Linked DNA regions of Homo sapiens: region 1 is linked to region 2. The links are chromatin loops, found by intact Hi-C in ENCODE. Cell type or tissue: sigmoid colon. All regions are shown on one strand. Links, peaks and the distances in the headings refer to the core of each region. The heading gives the core; the rest is flanking DNA. Region 1 has its middle 36 kb from the start of ZFP36L1. Region 2 has its middle 11 kb from the start of RAD51B-AS1.

Region 1 (9,869 bases), core at 1,155-9,154, 62 kb before region 2:
TTTTCGAAGGCCGAGGCAGGTGGATCACTTGAGGTCAGAAGTTTGAGACCAACCTGGCCAACGTGGTGAAACCCCGTCTCTACTAGAAATACAAAAATTAGCCAGGCGTGGTGGTGTGTGCCTGTAATCCCAGCTACCTGGGAGGCTGAGGCAGGAGAATCACTTGAACCCCGGAGGTGGAGGTTGCAGTGAGCTGAGATCATGCCATTGCACCCCAGCTTGGGTGACAAGAGCAAAACTCCATCCCCTCTCCTGGCAAAAAATAATAAATAAATAAAAATAGAGGATTGACAGACAAGCAGGATTGAGTAGAGTCGCAAGAGACACATAGAGAAAGAGCATCCCACGCAGAGAAAACACTGCAGGGAAAAGCATTTTAGAAGCAAAAGAGACGGGGTGTTTGGGGGGAAAAGAAAGGGGCGGTGTTTTGTGGGACCCTGAGGAGGAAGGGGGCAGAGCAGAGGTAGGCAGAGGCTAGATTATGGTTGGGGGTAGGAGTGGAAGGCAGAAAGGGGACTTGGAGAGAGGAGAAGAATGGGCAGACTGGAGGACTCCAGGAAGCTTTCCTCTGCAGGAAAGTGGGAGCCATGGTCCTTTCTGAGGTATTCCTAGATGGTGACTCCTGGAGCAGAGCTTGTCAGCCTCACCTGGCTGCCTTCTGTGTCAAAGCTCAGCAAACGCTTGTGGGTTTGGGGCTCCCTCCCATGGGTGTCCTCTTGGCCTCAGCCCCACCTGTGGCAGGCACATCTGGTTTCCCAGCCCCACCTTGGTTGGGTGGAGATGACACCCTGGAGGTGTTGTCCTGGGAGGTCAGCATCTCCCAGGTAGGACAGGTGGGATGAGGGTTGAGGCTGAGCTGCAGCTTGTCCAGGGAGGGCCTGACTCCCTTGAAGCTGTCTGCAACTGCCCCCCATCTCCATTGTGCCCTCCTAGGTGGCAGTGAGAAGGATTCAGAACTCCTTGCTTAAGGCCAACCCTCCCCCTACTGCCCGCCCCACTTCCAAGTGCTCGAGTCACTCCCAAGACCCCCAGCAAGTCATCCATTTCCCCCTACTCATTCTTGTCTTTACTCCATTCCACTCAATAGTTACTGAGGCGTATTGACTCTCTGGCACTAGCACACACACCTTCATTGGGTTAGGCTCCATACCTTGGTCCAGGAAATCCCAGAGCTGGGAATATTAAGTTTAATGGGTCAGGGTACAGGCTCTAACATCAGGGTTCGAAGTCTGTAACTCAGTGACCTGGGGCAAATCTCTCCATATTTTTGCATCTCAGTTTCCTTATCTATAAAATAGATAACAGTAGAACCTACTGCATAGACTGTTGGCAGATTACATGAGAGCATTCCCATAGAAGGCTTTGTGCGTAGTGAGTGGTCAATGAATACTAATGGCTACTGTTTATGTACAGCAGCTGTTCACTTTGGGAAAAGGAAATGGTTAGGAAGGAATCTTTTTTTTGAGAAAGTAACACAATAATATTAAAGATATCTACCTTAACAGCAACTATTTTTAGTTTTAATATTCACTTCCACTACTTATTTTGAGATCATGATTAAAAAAATCCAGAAGTCTAGGGAATTTGTATGTTTTCTTTTCTTTTGATCTACTCCAGTAAACCTGCTATATATATAGACTCAATAAGTGACTGTGGGTGTGGGATCTACACCCATGCCCAAGCCTAGAGGTGAGAACCCTGGATTTGGATTCCTGTTCATCCCTGAAGTCTTGTGTGACTATGGGTATGTTTCTTAGTATCTTGGAACCTGTTTCTCCTCACCTGTTAAACGAGGATACTAACCCTCTCCATGGGTTATGAGAAGTAGCTCTAATGTGGGCAAAGTGCCCAGCATAGAATAGAGGATTAATAAATGCCAGCTCCCAGCCTCTCTCTCTGATTCAGTGTGGGGTTCAGAGGATTGTAAGTACCCAGGGGTTGGTACCACCAGGCTGGCCCCAGCCCACCTCCCACCTTCCCATACTAAGCCCTGGAATTCACCTGAGAGCACTGGGGCTCTGGCCTACTTTAGAGACTGGGGGTCAACCAGCCTCCAGTTTACTTTGCTGACACAACTGTGGGGAAAGAAGGGGACATGTGAGCTTCTTCTGGGTCAGAGAGGACCTGGGAGTGGGAGAAGGCAAGGGCGAAGCTGTTTCCTGAGAGCCCTTGTGGGTTCTACCCGTTTATGGCCAGGGTGGGCTGGCAACTGTTGGGAAGAAGGACTGTGGGGGCGTGTTGGGGGGGTGAGCTGGGGATTGCAAAGCTCAGAAAGCTCAGAAAGAGTCAGGCACAAGGAGAGAGAAGCTGTGGTGATTAAGAGAGGAGTCCATTAAATCAGGCTGGTGGGAGCAACCTGGCTGAGTTACCTAAGTCCTCCGCCACCCCCGGCCAACAAAGGGCCTTTCTCAAATACAGAAAGGAGAATATTGTATTCATAATGAGTAATCGCATATGTCTTCAGAACATTTTCAAATCAGAGCATTCTTTTACATCCATTTTCTAATTTCAACCTCACCAAGAGGCAGGGAAAGGGAGGTAATATTCCTATTTGACAAATGAGGAAATGCAGGTTCAAAGGGGTGAAGAAATTTGACCACATGCATGTAGCTGCTGAGCTGGAATGCAAACCTGGCCTTCTAGTAGCAAGGTACCTGCAACTGAAGGATCAGCAGGCATCTTCCAGGCAACTAGTGGTTTGGGTACTAGAATAATTTAGAATTTCCTCCATCTGAAAAAAATGTTAAAATAGAAAGACTGTCTGGCCCTCTTTCTTTTCCAGATTCATCGGCTTCTTTTCTGACTTGGGCATTAATCTCCATGCAGAGAAGCTCTCCTGGGGGCAGTGCCCCTCCGAGGAGTAGCAGCATCCTGTAGATGGGAGGGACTTAGGGCAGCCCTACGGAAGGATTTTCAGAGCTACTTGTTAACAGGCGACTAAGTGAGGTTGCAAAATCACGCTGTCTGCGCATCAGCTGTCACCCATAGGATTAGGGGCCTCTCCATTTAGTCTGTATCTAAGAGATCACACTAACAAACAGTGTGAATGTGAGCCTTGGGAAGGCCCCTTTACCTCTCTGGGCATCAGTTTGCTCATCTGTAAATGGATGAACTTACCTTCATTTGACTTTCTGTGTGCAGGTTGGTGGAGCAAACATTTCCGGAATTCCTGGAAACCAGTCTGTCTCTGCCATTACCAAATGGTAGCCCTGGATCTGTGGCGGTCTCTCTGGGTCATGGTTTCTTCATGTGTAAAATGCAGAGGGGTGGCTCTTTAGGGTCCTTTCAGCCCTAACATTCTCTGCAGAAGCCAGTCACCAGGCCTGGGCTAGAAGAAACTGTTGGAAAGTGAGGCCTAGGGCCGGCCTGCATGGGTCTGAACGAGGAGACCTTGTGGGTGAGCTGGGGGTGATAGAAGCCAGTGGAGGGGAAGGGTCAGGGGGAGGGACTGGAAGTTAGGAGTTGGGATTAGGGAAGAGGGAATCGAGATCCCTGGCTAACCTGTCAGGACCTTGCCCATCTATCTGGGCTATCTCCAAAGAGGTTCCTAGAGCCCGAGCCCAAGGTCCTGCCTGGGGAGACCCTCTGAGGAGGCTGGAGTCAGCTACACCCCTCTGCTCAGGGAGATGAGCCTTCTTACCTGGCAGCCTCACCTGGCAAGCTCTCTGCTCAGTGGACCTTCCCCACCTGAGGCAGGGAAGGATAGAAATCCCCCAGCTGGGCCTTGCCATAGCTAGCCTGGGGTTAAAACTAGGCTCTCTAGGCAAACAGTGTCTTTGCTATCTTGTGTTTGGAACCCAGCATGGAGGAAAGGTGGAGTCCACAGCAGCCAGTTGTGTCCAGCGCAGCCTGCTGTGTTATCTTGGTGCAGGGCAGCTCACAGGGAGGCGGGCCTGCAGATAATGGCCAAACTGTGTTCACCCCGTTCATCAGACTCCTTCCCATCAGGGCCACTGCTTTTTCTTTAAACAATTACTGTGGAGCCAGCTCCAGTCCAGCTGCTTTGGGAGACCTAGGAATGTATTCTTTCTTTCATGGACCCGGGAGAGGGGTGGAGAGGTCTTGTGGTATCCTGGCAGATAATGCAACCTGTTTCAGTCTTGCCACTCACTTCTGGCAAGCCCTGTCTCCCCTCTGTGATCCAGTGTCTCCATCTTTAAAATAAGGAGGAGAGTCCCTTTGGCCACCCCTCTTCCCCTGGCTCATGAGGACATATGGGGATACATGAGGTCTTGTCTATCACAGAGCTGTGGGTCTTTAGGGAGGCCCTCAGAAAACACCAGCTGCTGTTGTTGGTTATGGGGATCTAGGTTCAAGAAGAGCCTGGTGGTGTTATTTATTACTCATGAAGTCCTGGCCACCATGCTGATCCCAGGCGGGACGTGGTTAGCCAGTCCTAGACTGAGCAGGAAGCCAAATGAACTTCCTTTTTTTTTTTTTCTTTTTTTAGAACAATCTCAAGAAGCCTGGTGCTCTGAGCCCTCAGAGTCAGCTGATGCCCCTTGCCCAGTAGCCAGGGTAGAGGTGGGGGTGTCAGTTTCTGCATCTAGGCCCCTGAGTATTCTTGGGAAATGACGCATGCTGTCACCAGCTGTACAGGCCATTACCCGTTGAAAAAATGTGACTGTGGGGGCCATTAGCCCCAAGAGTTCAGCACCCTCTGCAGTGGGAGGGTAAGAGCTACAGAGCTTAGGAAAGGTGCCTCCTATCAGCTGGAGACTAGAGCCTTAAACTCAGAGTCTGAAGGCGGATTGCACTTCTGCTGCATGCCAGCCACGTAATCCTTAGGAGGAATGAAAGCTCTCTATGCCTTTGTTTCCCCATCTGTAAAACCAGCACTGTAAAAGAATAATACGTGCCTTGTAGGGTTGTTACAAGAAGAAAACATAATCTAAAATGTTAATGGATGGTCCTAGTAGAACATTTGGTGCGTAGAAAATGCTCAGTAAGTGAAATAGAAGGGAGAGAAGCTAGGATGTGAGTTTAAGACATGTGGACAGAGAACATCCCAACAAGCTGTCCTAATCTTGAAATGCATGAACTGAAAATAGCGTGGGCTGCAGGTCCCCCAAGCACAGACTCAATGGCATGGCTGATGACATTAGTCCAGGGCTGTCCAGCCTGGGCAACAGCATTCTTATTTGGATTAAGGGAATAGAAGTTGCAGAGTAGAAGCAGCTTCCTAGAAGGATCCACCGTCCTTCCACCGAAGCCCACAAGCAGGTGAGGTGAGCTCCTTCAGGCCCAGAGCTCAGAGGCCTTTATAGATAGGTGTGAGGAGCCAGAGTGGGTTTTGTGGTCAGAGCCCAAGGCTAGGCATGGAGAATTCTGTTTTCCTGAAGCTGGCTGTTTCGTCACCTGGGACAAATTTCCTAACCAGTCATCCCCAGGTAAAGGGGAAGGCCGCAGACAATGGGCTTTTGGCCTTCTGCTTCTGAGCCCACTGATCTTGATGTGTCATTTGACCTCTCAGCTGTGGTTACCCCTGTGGGAGATGGGGATCATAACCAACTCTCCTGGAGGAGGGTGGTGAGAATGGAATGATGCGATGGCTGAGGTCCCCGCGTGCATCTGCATGGCCAGGTGAATGAAAGGGGGTGCTGTGAAGAGCCATCTACACCTCTGTCAAGGGGCAGGGACTGGTCACCACTAGGATCTTCTCCATCCTGAACACTGCCTTGGGGAGCTTAGGTAAAGTGAATCACCCAAGGGGTAGGGAAGAGGAGAAGGCTGACTGGGAGGAAGGCTCCAGGTTAAATTTTTTGGTGCCACCTTAAGAGAAATCTGTTTGCAGCCTTAATTCATCTGTAAACCAGGCAAGTCCTACCCGCCTTCCTAACAGAAGGAGCAAATGAGAATTAATTAGTAAATGTGGCTGTCAAACTTGGTCCGTGTTATTATTAACTTAATGTGTTTGTTTAAAAGGGGGAGGCTGGCTTGCTCCAGTCTACAGGCAGGCGTGTGAGCTGCTAGCCTGCCGGCCAGGTCTGATGAAAAATCCTGTAGATTGTTTCCACATGGGAGTTTACAACACAGATAATTAGTTGCAGTGGTGGAAGGCCTTGGAGGCGAGGGATGATGGATTCTGATGATGGATTTTGCAGTCCTTGGGGGGCAGAGGTGTTCTCTAAGGGAGGAGTTGTTGTACTAGGGAGAAGGCGCCCCAGGGGCTTAGGCAACACAGCCTGAAGCCAGCAGGCAGGGTGACCAAGGGGGTGGCCCCTGCTGTCCCAGATGGTTGGGGAGGCGTGGGGAGTGCTGCACACAGGCCATGCATGTATGCATGTATTCCTGGAGCGTGCAGGTGTCTGGGGCTTTCTCACAGGCAGATCTACCGTGCTGCTCCAGAAGATACCAGATGCTCAGCCAACCCACTGCATGCACCAGCTGCATAATGTAGTGCCCACTCAGCTGGAGTGGGGGGGGGGGGGTAGGTGGAGACCAGTGTTGAAAGGATGGTTTGTAATGAACAACTTCATTTTTCTAATATGTGCTGGTGCGTAAGGGTTAGCAGGTAGAGTCTCTGCTGTAAATGACACTTGAATACACTCTGTGGCTTCAGCTTTGCCCACTTTGGTTTCATGAACTGTCCTAATCTTGGGATGCATGAATTGAAAATAGCGTGAGGTGAAAGTCCCCCAAGGATAGACTCAATGACATGGCTGATGACGTCTGTCCAGGGGTCACCCACTGACCTTTCTTGCTGTATATTGGTTTCTCATGCTTCTCAGTCCTTCCTTCCAAGGCTAAAATCATGGACTCTGGAGCTAGGCTACTTGGATTTAAATATTGGCTCCACCACTTACTAGCTGTGCAACTTTGGTTGTTTTTTTGTTTTGTTTTGAGATAGAGTCTCACTCTGTCACACAGGCTGGAGTGCAATGGTGCGATCTTGGCTCACTGAAACCTCTGCCTCCTGGGTTCAAGCAATTCTCATGCCTCAGCCTCCAGAGTAGCTGGGACTACAGGTGCATGCCCCCACATCCAGCTATTTTTTGCATTTTTTTTGTAGAGATGGGGTTTTGCCATGCTGCCCAGGCTGGTCTGGAAATCCTGGCCCCAAGTGATCCACCTGTCTCGGCCTCCCAAAGTGCTGAAATTACAGGCGTGAGCCACAGCACCTGGCCTAGCTGTGCAACTTTGGGCAAGTTACTTAAACTCTCCATGTCTCAGTTTCCTCATCTGTAGAATGGGAGTGATGATACTTTATATGTTGGTTGGGGGGATGGAATAAGTTAACATTTGTAAAGCGTTTAGACCACTGCCTAGTGCATAATAAATGCTGTATAAATACTGGTTAAACAAATGAATGAGTTCTGGTTGCCCTAAGGAGACTGGTTGCCCATGTCTCTATATGATTACCTCTCCTCTAAGCCATTTCAACACACAGTAAGAACAGTGTGTTTGCTATGCACTTAACATTCCATTTTGTAGCTCTCCCCCTATCTAGAAGCTGCCCTCCCCTGAGCACATTAGGGTTCTGTGAGCCCATTTTCCTCTTTGGGGCCCCCACATTCTGTCTGCTGCTGTGATCTTTGTTATCCGAGGTCAACATGGCGAAACCCTGTCTCTACTAAAACCACAAAAATTAGCCGGGCGTGGTGGTGGGCTCCCGTAATCGCAGCTACTTGGGAGGCTGTGGCAGGAGAATCACTTGAACCCGGGAGGCGGAGGTTGCAGTGAGCCGAGATTGCCACTGCACTCCAACCTGGGTAACAGAGCGAGACTGTCTCAAAAAAAAAAAAAAAAAAAGATCCCTCTATGTCGGGCAGGGTGAGACCAGCCCCTACCTACACATGAATCCTTGCTGTGCAGCTGCCTCCAAATGTTGGTGATGACCTTGAACTGAGGAGAGCACTGTCCCGGTGGCACGTAGGACAGGGGTACAATGGAGTGCTACTGTGTCCTTTGGAGTTCTGTTTGATGTCTGGAGTCCTTGGAGTCCCTGTGGCTATCTGCTGCTCTGGTTTTGCATGGGGTTAGGCCAGAGTCTTCTTGTATCACTAAAGGACATTTTATTGACTGTCTGCTCATTCCTTACCTACTTTATTGTGACCCGACTCATTATTTTCAGCAATAAAGATAGAACACTGTTGAAAAGAGCTGGAAAATAAGAGCTATACAGATAAGTAATTGGCAACACACTTCTCCCTGGAACCTGAGCAGACCATGTGGTTAAACGTGTGTGCAGGTGTGTTGTGTGTTTATCAAGCATCTTTAACAGGTTCACACCTTTGACATCATAATATCACTTCTGGGAAACCACCCTAAAGAAATGCTATAAAATTTGCAAGATGCTTTATGCACACAGATGTTGTACACACAGTTATTTATAAAAGAATACACTGGAAACAACCGAAATGTCCAGCATTTCATATAAGGTTATGTACAACCACGGTTGCACTAATTTTAGTGGTTTTCAACCTTTCGTAAGTTCATGAGTTGCTTGAGAAACTTACTAAGATGAAGACTCCCAGCCTCCTCCCCTAGAGATTTTGATTTAATGGATCTGGGGTGAGATCCAAAAGTCTGCATTTTTAACATACCACATATAATTTTGATGCAGATGTTCTGCAGTTCGCATTTGAGAAAACTGATCAACTTGATGGGATATTTTACAGTCATTTAAAATGATGTTTGAAGAGAGATTATAATAACATGGAGGAATTCTTTATAACTAAAAAAGTATGAAAATTGTGTATATAACTGCATCCAATTATGAAATACAACTATATAGAACAAAGCAAAAATATACAAAAATATAAACACAGGTGGTCTCAGCATGGTAGAGTTATGGCGATTTTCTTCTTTTTTCTGCATTTTCTACATTTTCCAAAATTTCTAAAAGCAAGCATTATTTTTATCATAAAAACTCATATGCCTGTAATCCTAGCACTTCAGGAGGCCGAGATGTGTGGATCACTTGAACCCCGGAATTCGAGACCAGCCTGGGCAACATGGTAAAACCCCGTCTCTAACAGAAAATGCAAAAATTAGCTGGGCATGGTGGCTCATGCCTGTAGTCCCAGCCACTAGGGAGGCTGAGGCGGAAGGCGGAGGTTGCAGTGAGCTGAGATTATGTCACTGTACTCCAGCCCGGGTGACAGAGTGACACCCTGTCTCAAAAACAAAAACAAACAAACAAACAAAACACACATAGGCTTATAATTTTAAGACAGACAGTATCCTCCTTGGAACAAATTCAAGGGCTTTAGCTTGTTCACCCTCTTTCCTGGGATTTATATGCTGAAAAGTTCCATTTTCTCTTTGAAGAGACTGAAGGACCCTGAAGCAGAGTGAGGCTGGTCTCTTCAACTTCAGATGGGCCAAACCCCTTTTGGAAGTGCCTTCACACTCAGCTTTACCTACAGACCTTTGATAAGCTTCCGGAGTTAGTGAAGGTGCATTCAGCCCTGTTAGTGGTTGTTAAGATAAAAAGAATACTTAGCCTGGGATAGCATTTTATTTTGCGGAGCTGAACTATCTTAATGTCATTCTCTTGAGGATTTTTTTTTTAGATATTACAGTTTGTACAGGACAGTGAGGCCCTGTGTCAAGATGTTGGAAATAAGGAAAACAAAGTTGTCTGCTGAGAGCTGCATGTATAATTGGTAGGTCCATCATAACAAAATTCCAAGCCTGCGTGGCTTAAAAAGCAGAAATTCATTGTCTTACAGTTCTGGAGGATAGAAGCCTGAGATCAAGGTGTTGGCAGGGTTGGTTCCTTCTGAGGGCTGTGAAGTAGGATCTGCTCCAAGCCTCCCTCCTTAGCTTGCAGATGGCTGTCTTCGCCCTGTGTCTTCCCCTGGGCTTCCTTCTGTATGTATTTGCATCCAAATTTCCTCTTCTTATAAAGACAGCAGTCATAC
Region 2 (9,869 bases), core at 1,260-9,259:
ACACATGCATAGTCAGTTGATTTCTGACAAAGTACAGAGGGAATTCACTGGAGACAGATGGGGTCTTAGTTTGTTCCTGCTGCTGTAACAAAATACCTGAGACTGGGTCATTTATAAAAACAGTGATTTATTTTCTCATGGTTCTGGAGGCTGGGAAGTCCAAGATCAAGGCACTGGTGGATTCGGTGTCTGGTAAGGGCTGTTGTCTGCTTCCAAGATGGTGCCTCTTGATGCATCCTCACATGGCAACAGGGACCAACAGCTCCCTCACACCTCTGTTGTAAGGGTGCTAATCCCATCTGTGAGGGCTCTGTTCTCATGAGTTAATCACCTCCTAAAGGCCCTAACTCTTTTATTTATTTATTTATTTATTTATTTATTTATTTATTTATTTATTTGAGATAGAGTGTCACTCTGTTGCCCAGGCTGGAGTGCAGTGGCACGATCTCAGCTCACTGCAACCTCCACTTCCTGGGTTCAAGTGATTCTCCCGCCTCAGCCTCCCAAGTTGCTGGGATTACAGGTGTGTACTACTATGCCCGGCTAATTTTTGTATTTTTTGTTAGAGATAGGGGTTTCACCATGTTGGCCAGGCTGGTCTCAAATGATCCACTTGCCTTGGCCTCCCAAAGTGCTGGGATTATAGGCATGAGCCACTGTGCCTGGCCTAGGCCATAAGTCTTAATACTATCACACTGGCAATGAAGTTTCAACATATGAATTTTGTGGGGATACATTCAGAGCATGGCAGATAGTCTCTTTAAAAAATGATGCTAGAGCATCTACACATCCATGCAAAAAAAGAAAAAAAGAAAAGAAAGAAAAGAGGAGAGAGAGGAAAAAAGATTGAATGTTGACCTATAACTCAAAATGGATCATAGACCTAAATGTAAAATGTTAAAATGTGAAATACAGAAACATAAGTGAAAGTACAAAAGAAAAAGCCTAAAAGCATGAAAGAAGAAAACAGGAGAAAATCTTTCTGATTTGGATTAGGCAAAGATTTCTTGGATATGACATTGAAAACACAATCCAGAAAAGAAAAATTTATAAATTGGATTTCATCAAAATTAAAACCTTCTGTTTTTAGAATGGCACTGATAACAAAGTAAGAAGACAAATCTTCTATGCAGACTGGGAGGAATATTGCAAAATCTGTATCTGACAGAGGACTTGTGTCTAGAATATATTAAAAATTCTCAAAACTCAGTAAGAAGAAAACAAACAATCCATTTTTTAAAAAATGGCAGAATACTTGAACATATACTTCACCAGAAAAGAAATATGAATAGCAAATAAACACATAAAAGGTGTTTAACATAATTAATCACTAAATTTAAATCATAATGAGAAACCACTATTATTATTTTGGAATGGATAAAATAAAAAAAAACATTCAAAACACAAAACTGACAATATTAAGTACTGGGGCGGGGGATGTGGAGCAACTGGAACTCTCAGACATGCTGGTGAGAATGCAAAACAGAACAGCCACTTTGGAAAACAATTTGGCAGTTTGATATGAAGTTAAGCATATACTTATTATATAAGTGAGGAATATAACTTTAAGGTATTTAACTGGAGAAATACAAACTTCTGTCCACAAAAAAACCTGTGGACAAATATTTATAGTGGCTTTATTCATGGTGGCCCAGAACTGGGAACAACTCAAATGTCCTTCTATTACTGAATGAATAAACTGTTACACATCTATGTACTGTAACACTACTTATCAATGGAAACGAACTTCTTCTTTTTATCTGAGACAGAGTCTCACTCTGTCGCCCAGGCTGCAGTGCAGTGGCGCGATCTCTGCTCACTGCAACCTCCACCTCCCTGGTTCAAGCAATTCCCCTGCCTTAGTCTTCCAAGTAGCTGTGATTACAGGCACACGCCACCGCATCCGGCTAATATTTTTGTATTTTTAGTAGAGATGGGGTTTCACCATGTTGGCCAGACTGGTCTTGAACCATTGACCTCAGGCAATCTGCCCGCTTCAGCCTCCCGAAGTGCTGGGATTACAAGCATGAGCCACCGTGCCTGGCCAAAAACGAACTTCTTTTTTTCTTCAACTTTTATTTCAAGTTCAGGAGTACATGTGTAGGATGTGCAGGTTTGTTACACAGGTAAACGTGTGCCATGGGCTGGGCGCGGTGGCTCACGCCTGTAATCCCAGCCCTTTGGGAGGCTGAGGCGGGTGGATCATGAGGTCAGGAGTTCAAGACCAGCCTGGCCAAGATGGTGAAACCCGTCTCTACTAAAAATACAAAAATTAGCCAGGCACAGTGGCAGGCACGTGTAATCCCAGCTACTCGGGAGGTTGAAGCAGGAGAATCACTTGAACCCAGGTGGCAGAGGTTGCAGTGAGCTGAGATCACGCCACTGCACTCCAGCCTAAGCAATAGAGTGAGACTCCGTCTCAAAACAACAATGACAACAACAACAACAAACCATGTGCCATGGTGGTTTGCTGCACAGATCATCCCATCACCTAGGTATGAAGCCCAGCATCTATTAGCTATTCTTCCTGATGCTCTCCCTCCCCCAACTCCACCTCTGACAGACCCCAGTGTATGTTGTTCCCCCTGATGTGTCCATGTGTTCTCACTGTTCTGTTCCCACTTATAAGTGAGAACATGCAGTGTTTGGTTTTCTGTTCCTGTGTTAGTTTGCTGAGGAAAATGGCTTCCAGCTTCATTCATGTAACTGCAAAGGATGTGATCTTGTTCCTTTTTAATGACTGCATAGAATTCCACGGTGTATATGTATCACATTTTCTTTATCTATCATCGATGGGCATTTAGGTTAATTCCTTGTCCTTGCTATTGTGAATAGTGCTGCAATGAACATACATGTGCATGTGTCTTTACAATAGAATGATTTATATTCTTTTTGGGTATATACCCAGTAATGGCATTCCTGGGTCAAATGATATTCCTGCCTCTAGGTCTTTGAAAAATTGCCACACTGTCTTCCACAATGGTTGAACTAATTTACACTCCCACCAACAGTGTAAAAGCGTTCCTTTTTCTTCACAACCTTGCCAGAATCTGTTGTTTTTGACTTTTTAATAATTGCTGTTCTGATGGGCATGAGATGGTATCTCACTGTGGTTTTGATTTGCATTTCTCTAATGACCAGTGATGTTGAGCTTTTTTTCATATGCTTGTTGGCCACATGCATGTCTTCTCTTGAGAAGTGTCTGTTCATGTCCTTTGCCCACTATTTAACGGGGTTAATGAAAACGAACTTCTGATACAGGTAGCATGGACGAATCTCAAGTGCATTAGGCTAAATGAAAGAAGGCAGATTCCGTGCTATGCCCCTTATGATTCCATTTATATGGCCTTTTGGAAAAGGCAAAACTAATGGGTCAAAATACCTGATGAGCAGTTTTCAATGGCTAGGGCTGGGGGAAGGGGTTGACTATAATGAAGCCCTGCAGAATTTTAGGGGGTGATGGAACTGTTCTGTATCTTGATTGTGGTGATGGTTACACAACTGCATGCATTTGCTAAAACTCAAAGAACTGTATTTTAAAATGGATGAATTTCATTGTATGTACACTTAATTTCAACAAACCTGACCACCACCACCAACACCGCCACCACCACCAACAGAGGGTAGCTAGGTTATAGGGCATAAGACAGAGTTGGGGAGACCCACCTTGGGCCTGGTCCCTAACTGGCATTCTGCCTCATCAGACCCTGTCTTCCCATCCCTGAGGGCTCAGCCAACTGCTACAGAAACCTTGCTCCCTGCAGTTTCCAAAAGCCAGAAAGGGAACCATTAATAAGCCCCTCCTGTGAAGTGTTAAGGTCCTCGTTTTTATTAAATGCAAGTGCTCCTGGGAGGGCTAATAGCTTAAGTTGAGGGAGGCTCTTGCAGAGGAAGGATGGGAACAGAGACAGTTTTCTAGGAGGTTGGAGAAGAGCGGGATGGAGTGGAGGATAAGCCTTCAGTGTGGTTGGTGGCACTGGGCTGCTCCCATGCATCATGGGCGTGTTGGGGGCAGGGGGTTAGGAACTACATGGAAGACAGGCACGCACCCCATGCTTGCTTTTGGGTTAGTTTGCAAAGTCTTCCCTCCCCACCTGGCAACCACAGCCCCTGCCTGGGCTTCCTTCCCCAGTACCTTCCTCAATCACCTTCGAATTATCCAATGCCAAGTACAAATAGCCAGGTTTGGGGACTTATTTTTTTATGGTAACTAAACACAAAGGCCTCAGGATCTTCATTTGGTATATTTCTGCTTCCTTGGGTCTTCTGGGGTTCAGATGACCTTAGGGCTTCTGTCTTAAGGGAAGTTTCCTGGTCAGTGAGAGGAGCAGAGGGCTGGAGTAGGTATCAGGGCTCCAGGCTTCTGTGGTCTTGCCATGCCAATGAGGAGGTTGGAGGATTGGCTAAAGCAGCTGCTGGGGGCCTGTAGCTAATGATTGGACTTTTTTCTATACCATTTTCTTCAAATTTTCCATGCACCTTCCCACCGCAGGACCTTTGAACATGCCATTCCCTCTCTCTGGGGCTCCTCCCCTTCAGAAGTTATGTTGGACTACCACTCACTGCACCCGACTGTGCCTGTGTGCTGAGGATACCAGAATCAGGAAGACAAGGGTCTCATGTGAAAGAAGACTCCGGCCTAGGGAGAATGGTAGTGAGAGTGGTACTAACTAAAATAATAATAACAGTGGCAACAACACTGGCAGGGCCGTTGAGGGAGCACTCACGAGGTGCCAGGCATTTATGTGCACTATGACATTGAAAACTCACAACAGTCTTACAGATGGACAGTGTTATTATCCCCATTTTATCAAAGAGGAAACAGGCTGAGAGAGGATAAGTCACTTGCTGAGCTGGTACATGGCAGGGTTGGAACTTTGAGTCCAAGCCTCTGGGACTCCAGAGTCATGTGTTTGGCCACAGTGTTTTCCCACTACACCCAGAAAAGTCCCCCTCTACCCCATAGGAAGGAAAGTCACATCCAACTTCAACTTGGCAGGTCCTCAGTTGGATCATTTAGAAGGAATGAAAAACAAGAGTAACATTGGCTATTGCATAGGATGCAGGCTACCAGCCTAAGACTGTGGGCCAAGGAGGGCTGGGCAGAGGTGCTGCACATACCTGGCCACCTGGCCCCAACTCTTCCTCTAAGACTCTTTCCACTCATTGTACTCATAGAGGACTTTTTTCCAAGGTGTGAAATCCAGAACAGACTGTTCAGGGTGACCAGAGGCTTGTGGGAAGACGCCTCGGGGCATGAGCCTTCCTGACTCAGCGCTCTTCCACTCCAGTTTTTGGACAGAGGTAAGGTATGTACTTGATGTTGAGCCCACAGCAGACCAATAAGTCATCCTCAGCCTCCCAGAGTCTGGTGGGGCTCTGTTGTCTAGTAAGCTGAAGACAATACTTCATGAATAACGTGGGTGTGATGTTGAGTAACAGTGATGGTTGATGGGCTCGGGGGCTGACTCATTTCTGAAGGCCTTGAATCAGACCAATGTTATTTCCTTTGGTTTTCAGTGGACCTAACCCAGATTGCCCTGAACACCTGCCCCTGTTGCTGAATCAGAGATGTGGGCTCTGGCCGGCGGAGGACCAAGACTTTACTGTGGGGCTCGAGCCCAGTTAAAGAAACACTATCCAGGAGATTCTATCATGGGACTTGAGGCTGGTGGACAAAGCGGGAAGAGGAAGGCCCGGTCCAAGTGAGGGGCATGGGTTTTGAGTCCACAGAAAAGAGGGGGAATATGCTTTGGTTGAAACCAAAAAAGCTCAGAGGGAAGATACAAAATAGGACCCCTGAGCAAGTTTAGATTTCTGTTTTCCCTCCCTCTCCTAGCACTCCTCTCATAAGCTGGGTAGAGGAGAAGCAAAGCCAGGAAATGAGTCCCTGGATAAGGCAGGCTTCGGGCAGGCCAGTGCCCAGTGCCTGCACTGCAATCTTAAAAGTGACCTGGAGCAAGATCTGACCAGGTGGAGCTCCCACCCTTAGCTGGTGAGCCCAGCGCCTCCTGTGTGGGGCGGTCTGGGCTGCCCAGCTATGGGCTTCACAGACATCCCCAGAAATGCATCTGGGGAGACCCAGCTCCCAGGGGAGCTCCTTGAAGGCAGGGTGGCGTCTTCTCTCCCTGCTTCCTGTGGCACATCCTGAGCTTTGGGTGCTCAACAGAGGGTGTGGAGGAAGACGCTGTGAGGATGACTCTGGAGCAGTTACCAGGACAGAAGACTCCAGGGAAGACAAGTAGGGGGCCAAGACCTAGGAGGAGCCTTTCACAAACCGCAGGTCCAAGTGGGAGGTGCCAGGCCCCAAGCAGTCAACACTTCTGTTATTGTTAGGGGTAACCCTGGCTTTAAGCCAAACCACGATATGTAACAATTATCCAGATTATCCAAATTGTATGAAAACACCACATAAAATTATTACTCAAATTTTAGCTGTTCCCAGACAGCTTCTGGGAACACATCTATTGCACGGAGTCAATTGTATTGTGTGAAATGTGTGGATGGCAGGTTATTGAACTCCTAGGTCCCAAGTAGCCTCATAAACATGAAGACTCAGGGGACCATTGGCTCCCCTGCTCTGCTCTTTCTTTTGTCTTCCATTTCCTTCTGTGGCTTTCAAAGTCCCATGCCTAGGAAAATCTGCTCTGCGGACAGCCTGGAAGAAATGGGAGTCCTGCTACAGACGGTTTGCCAAGGCTTGGCCAGGGAAGTTTACTGCATTGCAGCAGCTTAAAAATGCAACTGGATGGGCATCTCTGCTTTGGAGCATCAGCAGTGGCATCACAAAATGTGGGCACTGAGAGAGACTCTGAAACTCTAGTCCAACTCTCCCCTGGGAGCTCCTTCTCTAAAATTCCAAAGGCTGCATTGTGGCTGGTGTGGGGCCCTGGGAGCATTGCTGGCACTCTTGCCACCCCTGCTCCCTCCCATCCCCTTGTCTGCAAATATTGCCAGGCCCTGTGTAGTTGTCCCAAAGTTCCCCTGTGTCCCTTGCCTCCCTCCAGGGAGAGAGAAGCTTGCAGGTTCTACTGAACCTCCCAGCTAATCTAAGCGGATAGATAGAATGACAAATGATTTCTTCAGCAAGGGCTCCTGCGGAAGAGTCAATGAGCTCCGTGCTTCCCCAGGTGGAAAGGGTAAACAGAGACAGAATCTGAGCACATGCAGCAAAGAAGCTCGTGATGAGGTTCAGCAGGCGGACGAGTGCTAGAACACAGTCTTTGACTTGCTCTTGTTCCCGGGCCCTGACTGGCTCCCTCTGTCATTCCCCACCTTCTTCAGTACAGTTCTCTCTTTAAATTTTTTTTGGTCGTCAAATGATCCTTTATTGAAATATTTCTATATGTAGCCCTTAACTAGCTGGCCACTCCACCCGCACCACTATCAAAGCCATCTGTGATGTCGTGAGGGTGGCGCCATCAACACTACAGCCCACAGACTAGGCAGTCCTCACGATCTCTTTAATGATTCCAGAGAGTTCTCTGGCTAAAGATCAGTGCTGCATCTGTTGGGCAATGTTGATGATCTCACCACAAATGATATTTCCACTGTACTTAATGTTTTTCTGCTTGTTTCTGTCTCTTGGTGGTTCCTCAAGGGCTTTCATGATCACTGCAGAGGCAGAAGATGCCACTTGAATCTGGCCTGTGTGTTCTGCACCGTCAGTTTCACTGGGATCCTCTGGCCCTTCCAGTCACTTGTCTTGGTGATGTCCTCATTGGCCTTTTTTGGAGACAGACCCAGGGGGCTGATCTTAGGAACCAGAGCAGATGTAGTACTGACTTCCCCACTCGTGCACCTCAGGTATACGACTTTGATCTTGTTGGGGTTGAACTTGGGTGACATGGCAGAGGTGGTGGGTTTCCTGGCCTGCCATTCACAACGTCATTCACATGCCCTTCCAGGCTCATCTCCTAGCACCTCCCTCCACATTCCTATGTGCCAGACATATCTGCCTATCGTCACCACCTATGGTGGGCTTGGGTGCCTCTGGACCTGCTGCTCACTCTGCCTGGAATATATTTCTCTCAGCTAAACTCCTGCCCATCTTTTCAAGCTGGAATCAAATCCCCCTGTCTAGAGTATTTCCCGGATCCCCATGGAGAGGGTTAGGCAAAGACCATGAATGTTGCCGGCCACTTTACGGGAGAGAGGGTTTATCTCATTGCACTGTAATCAACAGTAGCCTTACTCTCTAATGCCCCTGACACGAGATAGGCACTCAGTAAATGGTCCTAGGAGTGAATGAATGTGTGAAAGAATGAATGAGCTGGTGGCAGGGTAAGAAAAGGAAACAGATGTGTCCATTAAGGGAAAACCTGCCTTGTGATTGGTGCCTCTCAAGACCTCATTCAGGATGTCCTCTCTGGAAGCTGGCTTTGGGGTGCTGCCTCGCCCGCTTTTGCCCCTTCGTGCTAAGTAAGAAGTTCCTCGATAACGCTGTGCTGTCTGCCTGGCCTCTTCCAAGGATTGCTTCATTGGCTGCTGGCTCCTGGCTTTTCTGGTCACTTCAAGGAGAGATGTGCACATCTCTCCTTGGGGGTTAATGCCTGAGAAAGCCTGGGAATCAATCAGATCTGGGCTAAATCAGACGAAGGACCTCACGCTCTGCAGTGAGGCTGGAGTCTGCTTGGGGGCAGCTAGACAGATGCTTCACAGAGAGGGAGAAAAGTTTCCAGGGTCCGGGGTTCCAGCATTCTTTGTGGGGGTATGAGGAAGTCCTTGAGGAAGGGGCAATAATAGAGATAATTTATTGGGTTGAGGTTGGATGAGAGGGAGACTGGGGGCGGCGGCAGGGGTCTGGGAGAGGGTGGGTGAATGTGTGTGTGCATGTTTTGTGGGGAGGGAATGTGGGAAAGAAGGGTATGGACAAGGCCTGACTGTGAGGGCAGGAGAGAGCTGGGGAGTGAGGGTGGCTCAGGGGCCCAGCTCTGCAGCCCCTGAATAGTAAGTGCCTGCAAAAGCTTCGCAGGCAGAATGGAAGAAAAGGCAGAATCTGGACTCACAGGCCCTGGCTGTATTGAAGGGGCAGAGTCCCTGGGGCAGGGAGCACCCTTAGCTTGGAAGTGTTAATGCAGGTTCAGGTTAGGGCCTCCACAAGAGGCCCAGGAAGCAGAAACAGAGCTGACGACTTGCCCGGTGCCAGGCACAGAGACCAGGAGGAGCAGTGTGGGAGCTTCTCAGCCATGGTTCCATGCATTTCCCCCTCTTCCTCACAATCGCCCCGGGGGCACAGGAACAGTTTGGGCCCAGGCTGATGAGGAGTGCGGGTAGCCTGTTTCCCACCTACCCGCCAGCAGTTTATACACTAATAGCCCACAGCACCCCAGGAGGGGGTGAACGGGGATCCATTTGTTTTTCCAGAGTTTGACCTCTGGGTAAAACTCTTTCCCCAAAATGTGCCGGTTTAAGTGAAAGTGATAAATCAGCCCCTTTGAAATGCAGAAGCAGCTTGGGGAAGCCCCCTTTGATATTCAGCTTGGAACCGGGGCACTTAAAACCTGGGTTAATTCTCCGGCTTTATTGGAGGCAGAGAAAGAGAAGAGGAGGAAACCCAGGGCTGGTCATTAAGTCTGGGGGACTTGAAAAGCCCGGGGCAGGGGCCGGGCTGCCGCAAAGGGATCACGAAGGCAAAGCGGCCCTGGGAAAAGCATCCCGGCCCGATGAACTCTAATCCCGGTTCCCACCCAGACAGATGAGACGCGGAGGGTGGTGGAGAGGAGGGGGCGGGCAGGACCGGAGAGAGGCTCTGGAAGATGGGGAGGCGGTTGCCATGGAAACGGGGCGGGCACTGGAAAGGAGAAAGCCAAGGGCTAACTTGGCAATTTCCTGAAAGGAGCTGAGAATTCAAGAGAGTGTGTGTCCCA

The links. Hi-C counts contacts between places; a loop is a spot of excess contacts. Peaks named below come from ENCODE experiments on the same cell type or tissue, not always from the same donor. Only the 100,000 strongest peaks of a DNase experiment are listed, where the experiment ranks them.
Region 1: a loop joins it to region 2, with 2.0 times the contacts of the local background. A loop is called at or near these places in 10 of 110 quality-filtered maps.

The regions. Positions count from the first base shown.
Region 1 is chr14:68,752,465-68,762,333 of GRCh38, reverse strand. No RefSeq gene overlaps it. Among named protein-coding and RNA genes, the nearest start is that of ZFP36L1, 36 kb to the left of the region's middle. In sigmoid colon, for the core only: no CTCF peak of the experiment used is centred there; a DNase peak (open chromatin) is centred at 4,484.
Region 2 is chr14:68,691,069-68,700,937 of GRCh38, reverse strand. It overlaps the pseudogene RPL12P7. Among named protein-coding and RNA genes, the nearest start is that of RAD51B-AS1, 11 kb to the right of the region's middle. In sigmoid colon, for the core only: no CTCF peak of the experiment used is centred there; DNase peaks (open chromatin) are centred at 5,437, 7,217, 7,487 and 8,477; H3K27ac peaks cover 902 bases.